2 separate regions of the Homo sapiens genome follow, and region 2 is linked to region 1. Evidence: chromatin loops called from intact Hi-C (ENCODE). Cell type or tissue: endothelial cell of umbilical vein. All regions are shown on one strand. Each heading gives the region's core, and the rest is flanking DNA. Links, peaks and the distances in the headings are about the cores only.

Evidence for each region. A loop is a pair of places that touch in the nucleus more often than their neighbours do. Peaks named below come from ENCODE experiments on the same cell type or tissue, not always from the same donor. Only the 100,000 strongest peaks of a DNase experiment are listed, where the experiment ranks them.
Region 2: it touches region 1 in a loop (2.5-fold over the local background); 1 of 110 quality-filtered maps calls a loop at or near these places.

Annotation. Positions count from the first base shown.
Region 1 is chr11:13,438,837-13,441,657 of GRCh38, forward strand. All of the region lies in intron 2 of BTBD10 (BTB domain containing 10), which reads right to left. Among named protein-coding and RNA genes, the nearest start is that of BTBD10, 23 kb to the right of the region's middle. In endothelial cell of umbilical vein, for the core only: no CTCF peak of the experiment used is centred there; a DNase peak (open chromatin) is centred at 1,475; H3K27ac peaks cover 1,034 bases.
Region 2 is chr11:13,109,675-13,112,495 of GRCh38, forward strand. It overlaps LOC105376558 (a long non-coding RNA gene), which reads right to left. Exons shown (of 3, transcript XR_931043.1): 2 at 2,105-2,140; 3 at 1,829-1,946. Among named protein-coding and RNA genes, the nearest start is that of RASSF10, 100 kb to the left of the region's middle. RefSeq lists an enhancer at 1,556-2,056. In endothelial cell of umbilical vein, for the core only: no CTCF peak of the experiment used is centred there; a DNase peak (open chromatin) is centred at 1,567; H3K27ac peaks cover 1,477 bases.

The sequences.
Region 1 (2,821 bases), core at 251-2,750:
GTATCCTATAAAGTATAAGATTAAAAGGTCTAGCTTGAGATTCTGCTTTTATAACTCTATTTAATAAGCTGACAAAAACATTTCTGGACCCTAAACCACAAAAAAAGTCAATACAAGATACCACGAACAGAACTATATAAATAAGTCATGACAACCATAAGATGACCATTCAAACTTTTAGAAATTAAATGGGGGAAATTAAAAGAACTTCCTGACACTTCAAGGAAAGAATGTTATAAACCATATAAATACATTAAAAACAAAGTAAATGTAAAATGCTGTATATCCCAAATGTCCAAAAAAATTAAGGATCAGCAGGATAAGGGTAATAAAGAGAGAAGGAAAAAAACCATTAGTCAAAATGTTTTAAATTGTTGTAAAATTTCCTAATAAAGTGAGCAATATCACCTGTTAAGATTTAAAATCTCACAGGAAAAACCATTATCCTTATTTAGAAATTTTGTCTGGTTGAAAATTTATACTCACTAATCCAAAACCTCAGTGGCAGTAGTTAGATCATCTATTCAGTTTCTGGGTTCTTTGACTTGAAAGAAAGTCACTTTAACCAATTAGAGCTTTATCATTTAAGTACATTCAGTTCTGTAAAGTACTATATATAAATGGTTCAGTTAATCCTTAGTTCATTCAAATGTAAAAATATATTCAATTCCTTCTTTAGAAAATTTCAATTATTTCATTTATCTTGAATTTTATTTTCAAATAAATCAAAAATATTATTGCAAAATTACTCTCTCCTTAAATAAATTTTTAATGATATTCATAAAAAACAGTACCAAACACAATGCATTCTCAAGTTACTTGAAATAAAACACAAAGCATCAAACCCACGAAAACAATAAAAACATATTTCATTTATTTTAAGTAACTTGCCATTAAACTGAAAATCAGACATATGATCTTTATCTTTAGTCATGTAAATGATCATAATGAAACAAAGGTCACACATATCCCTCTCAATCTTTCTTTCAAATTCATATATGTAAATAATTATAACCCAGAGATATCATGTAATAAATGAATACACACCTTCCTTTAGTATATGCCAAGGTAGACACACAAAAACAAGAAAAAAATTTTGAAATCAGAGTATAAAGGGACTCTGCTCTTTCAAACAATGAAGCACTGAAAGCCAGGTCAGCATCCTTGGGCATTACTAGGAAACTTTAGCACATCTGATATTTCCATCATCTTCAAGATTCCTCTGAACAATCAGAAAATTCCCCAGTCTCCCCCTACCTCACCTGTCCATAGACTTCCTTTAGCTTCCTCCCTCTACTGTGTAATAATGCTGTTGCAATATTTAGGCTTTAAATATTCAGAGATACAACCCCCTCTACATATTAATTCAGTTTATTTTCTCACAGACACTGACTCAGCCGTGGGTTGTGCAGCACTGACGTTTCTAACAAAACAGCATCGTGTGAGCTGTGATCGTCCCATTTCTCCATCTCTGAGCAGTGATTGGATATTGTAATTGATAGACAGGCATAACAAAACGCAGGAGTTGAGGGCTTAGAGATATGTAGATATGTTGCCAAATGCCATCTGTAAAGCTAATTCTAGCTCTGCCAGCTTGCCAGGGTTTAGAAAACTGGGATACAGCTAACTTTCTTTTTCCTTTCAAAATTTTATTGTGTATCCATTCTGGGCAGTAAAGCTCTTTAAAATCAAAGAGAAAATATTATTGTACTTAATTAAGAATCCACTCAAGAACTATTCTTTAAAGCAACCAAACTTTTGCATTTCTAAACTGCTGCTAGGGCTATGAAGTGACTTAAAAGGGAAACTGGAATGTTCAGACTTTATGCAGTCTCAGGAGAAACGAGCATGCGTACTTCCATGTGGGAATGAAACCTTGCGGCATAGTCTATACTGAATGTATGATGCATTTATCTTTAGTAACCTGAGTGGACTGCAGACCTGAGTTTTATATGGTCATATTCCACCCAATTCAAATATTTAAGAGCTTTTAGTGTATCATCTATCTAGACATTTTAACCTTCTTATACAGAAAAAGTGCTTTTCTTTTTCTTTTTTAAATAGCAAAAGCTCCTCTAATTCATAATTTAAAAAGAAGTTGTCACAAATTCAGGCCAAATACATTTCAACTGAAATGATCTTTAACATCTTCAGCAGGCTACCAAACTGTTCTATATGGATATCATACAAGTATATAACTATGCAACTCTATATATAACTATACAACTACTCACCCAGAAACAAGTTGAGCAACTTATAAACAAATTCAGTAATTTTTAAACTAATTTTAAACCAATTCAGTAAATTTTAAACAAATTCAATCATATAGACCTGCTGAGAGATCATAGGCACCCTAAAAGTCCATCCATGTTCAGACTAGTTTCTTTAACTGTAAACAAATTTTTAAAAGAGATATACATCTACATTCAAAAGAAAGTTTAAAAAAGAAAGCACCTTTTACTGAATATTCCCAACACAAAAAAAGATAAATATTTGAGATGATGGACATGCTACTTACTCTGATACGATCACTATATGATACACATATCACTAGGTACCCCATAAATATACACAATTATGTGCCAATTTTTAAAATTTTTTAATCTTTTGAAAAAAGAAGGAAAATGATCAGAAATAAAATATAATAATTAAATGATTTTTTAAAGTACCTAAAGTTGTTTAGATAGAACAGAAACCATAAGGCAATGCTCTCAAACTCTCAAACCTTAATGGTAAATACACATTAGATAGTAACTGTTGCTGTTACTTTTATAAATCAAATAATTTATTTTTATCCTAGCCAGCAAGGAAAAGTGGGGAA
Region 2 (2,821 bases), core at 109-2,608, 330 kb before region 1:
CTTCTGTCATGTCAATGGTTTAGTCTAGTTCCACATTAGAAAACTTGGGAATGTGGACAATTTATAGGGAAAAAGAAATTAGGACAGAATTCAAATAATTCCTCCATAGGCATTTGACTCATACTTGAATCATGTCCAGGTGTGGACCCTTTTGACTCACTGAGGCCACTAAAAAAATTCTTTCAGCTACACACATGACTTTCTGAGCCTGTGACCCTCTGTTGGAAACACATACAGGCTCCTCTATTCAATAGATTACAGTTTTAGCCTGGCATGGTGGCTCAAACCTATAATCCTAGCACTTTGGGAGGCCGAGGCAGGCAGATCACTTGAGATCAGGAGTTCGAGACCAGCCTGGCCAACATAGTGCAACCCCATCTCTACTAAAAATACAAAAATTAGCTGGGCATGGTGGCACACACCTGTAATCCCAGCTACTCAGGAGGCTGAGACAGGAGAATCGCTTGAACCTGGGAGGCAGACGTTGCAGTGAACTGAGATCATGCTATTGCACTCCAGTCTGGGCAACAGAGCAAGACTCCATATCTCAAAAAACAAAATAAATAAATAAATAGATTACAGTTTTAAAGGGAGTGCTTATCATCCACTCTGTCAGGTGCTTTCCATGAGTTACTTCATTAGTCCTCATACCCACCTCATACTCACTCATCAGGGAAGCAATCAGATTCATCTTCTAGATAAGAAAACTGAAGCTCAAAGAGATTAAGTAATTTGCCCAAGAGGTGAAGGCTGCTTTTGCATTGAGGTCTGTCTGGCCTAAAGCCTATACTTTCAGCAATTCTGCTATGTGACTTTTTCAAAGACAAGATATAGTGACTGGGTTTGGGGGAGCCATTAAGATCACTTAAAAAAAAAGCTTTACTTTAAAATAATTACAAATTCACAGAAAGTTGCAAAAAAAAAAAAAAAGTAGCCTTCATTCAATATCCCCAGTAGTAACATATTGCATAACTACAGCACAGCATCAAAACTAGGGAACTGACATTGGTACAATCCAGAGTTTATTTAGATTTCGCCAGTTTTACTATGAGAGTATTAGGGTTACTTTTAAAGTCAAATGAAGTTGGGAAGGGGCGGGACAAGAATTCACCTTTTGCAAGGTCCTTTGGAGTCCCGACTGCCCTAAATACTTTCACCCAAAGTCCTGGGTTACTTGAAACAGCAGCTCTGAAGAAGGAATGAATCAACAGATATAGAAATGTCCATTTTTGCTGTCATAGGTCGCAGGAAATGCTATATTCTCAAGGGAACTCATAGACTTTGTGTTTTTTAAATAGAGAGTGACCTGGTGAGAGTGCCTGAGTCTGCTTGTCTGGAGGCCTCTCAAATCCCTTGGGGCTACCTGAGGCCTGGCTCAGCCAAAATGCCTCTCTGCCCCCATTGTCTGTCTCCTGGCAGCTGGAGATAAGCGATAAGCCTGAGAGATGAAGCAGGATTGGAGTCTGAATCACTGCTTACCCATCAGGAGGTTTGAGGCTGTGAACCTGTCTGAATCACTGGCAGCCAACCAGGACAGTTTTATCTGGAAAAACTCTCCCCAGGACAGCCCCAGCCTGACTGAGGGAACAATGGCGGGAAATGGAGGCTCAGGCTTGGGTGTTAGGGCCCTGCCACCCACACTGCTTTGCACTGTTATTCCTGGCCAACGCAGAGATTTGCTGTCGCTCAGAGAGACACTGTGGGAAGAAGTGCAAATGAGGCTTGGAAATTAAAAGGAAGTGGTATGATGACAAAGAAAGTGATAGGAGATTGTTTTCCCAGCTTTAGAGATTTAATTATGAAAGATTCTGAGAACAGCCTCCCTGGATGTATAATGGTTGTTATCCCAGTAACTATGACAGTTCCTTGACCACCAGGCCAAATGTTGAAGCCACTTGGGGCTTAATTTTCTTGCCAAGATATTTCACTTCTGGATTTTAGAGATCCTGAAACACATGAGAAATTAGACCTTACAGTTAAGTAGACAAACATACATCACCCTTTGGTGTGGTCTTGGTCTTTGGCCCCTTTCCTTCTGTCATGTAAATCTAGTTACTCATCTTTAACCCTGGGACAGTGGGTGGGGGCAGAAAAAGTGTGATACCTTTCCTTCCCATAGTCAGGGCCATGGCCGATGCTCCTACAACAAAAAACGGGTTAACAAGAGAAAAGCGTGACAGATTTGCTTAATCAAAGTTTTATGTGATACAAGAGGATTCAGAAATGAAGACCCAAAGGCACCGTACTTTGGGGTATCGTGTTCTGAGCCCCGACAGTAGGCAATCTGCTTAGATTGACAGTTTGTTCTTAGTGTGCTCAGATTGGTTTCTAGAAATGACTGGTTGTTTTACCAAATGCTCAAAAGCTCTCAGTTATGGTTGTGTTCCCCCAAAATTCATAGTTGAAGCCCTAAGGTGCAGTGCCTTAGAATGCGACCTTATTTGGAAATAGGGTCAGTGCAGATGTAAGCACTCAAGATCAAGTCGTACTGGAGTAGGGTGGACCCCAATCCAATATGACTAGTATCTTTAGAAAAAGAGGGAATTTGGACACAAACACACACACACACACAAACAGACAGTGTTATGTGAAGATGAAGGCTGAGTGCACGGTGATGCTTCTACAAGCCAAAGAATGTCAAAGACTGCCAGAAAACCACCAGAAGCTAGGAGAGGGGCAACCCTGCTGACACCTTGATCTCAGACTTCTTGACTCCAGAACTGTGAGACAATAAACTTCTGTTGTTGAAACCACCGAGCTTGGTATTTTGTTAGGGACTTAATAGAATATCTTAAAATTTTTGTTTCAGAATCTTTCTCAG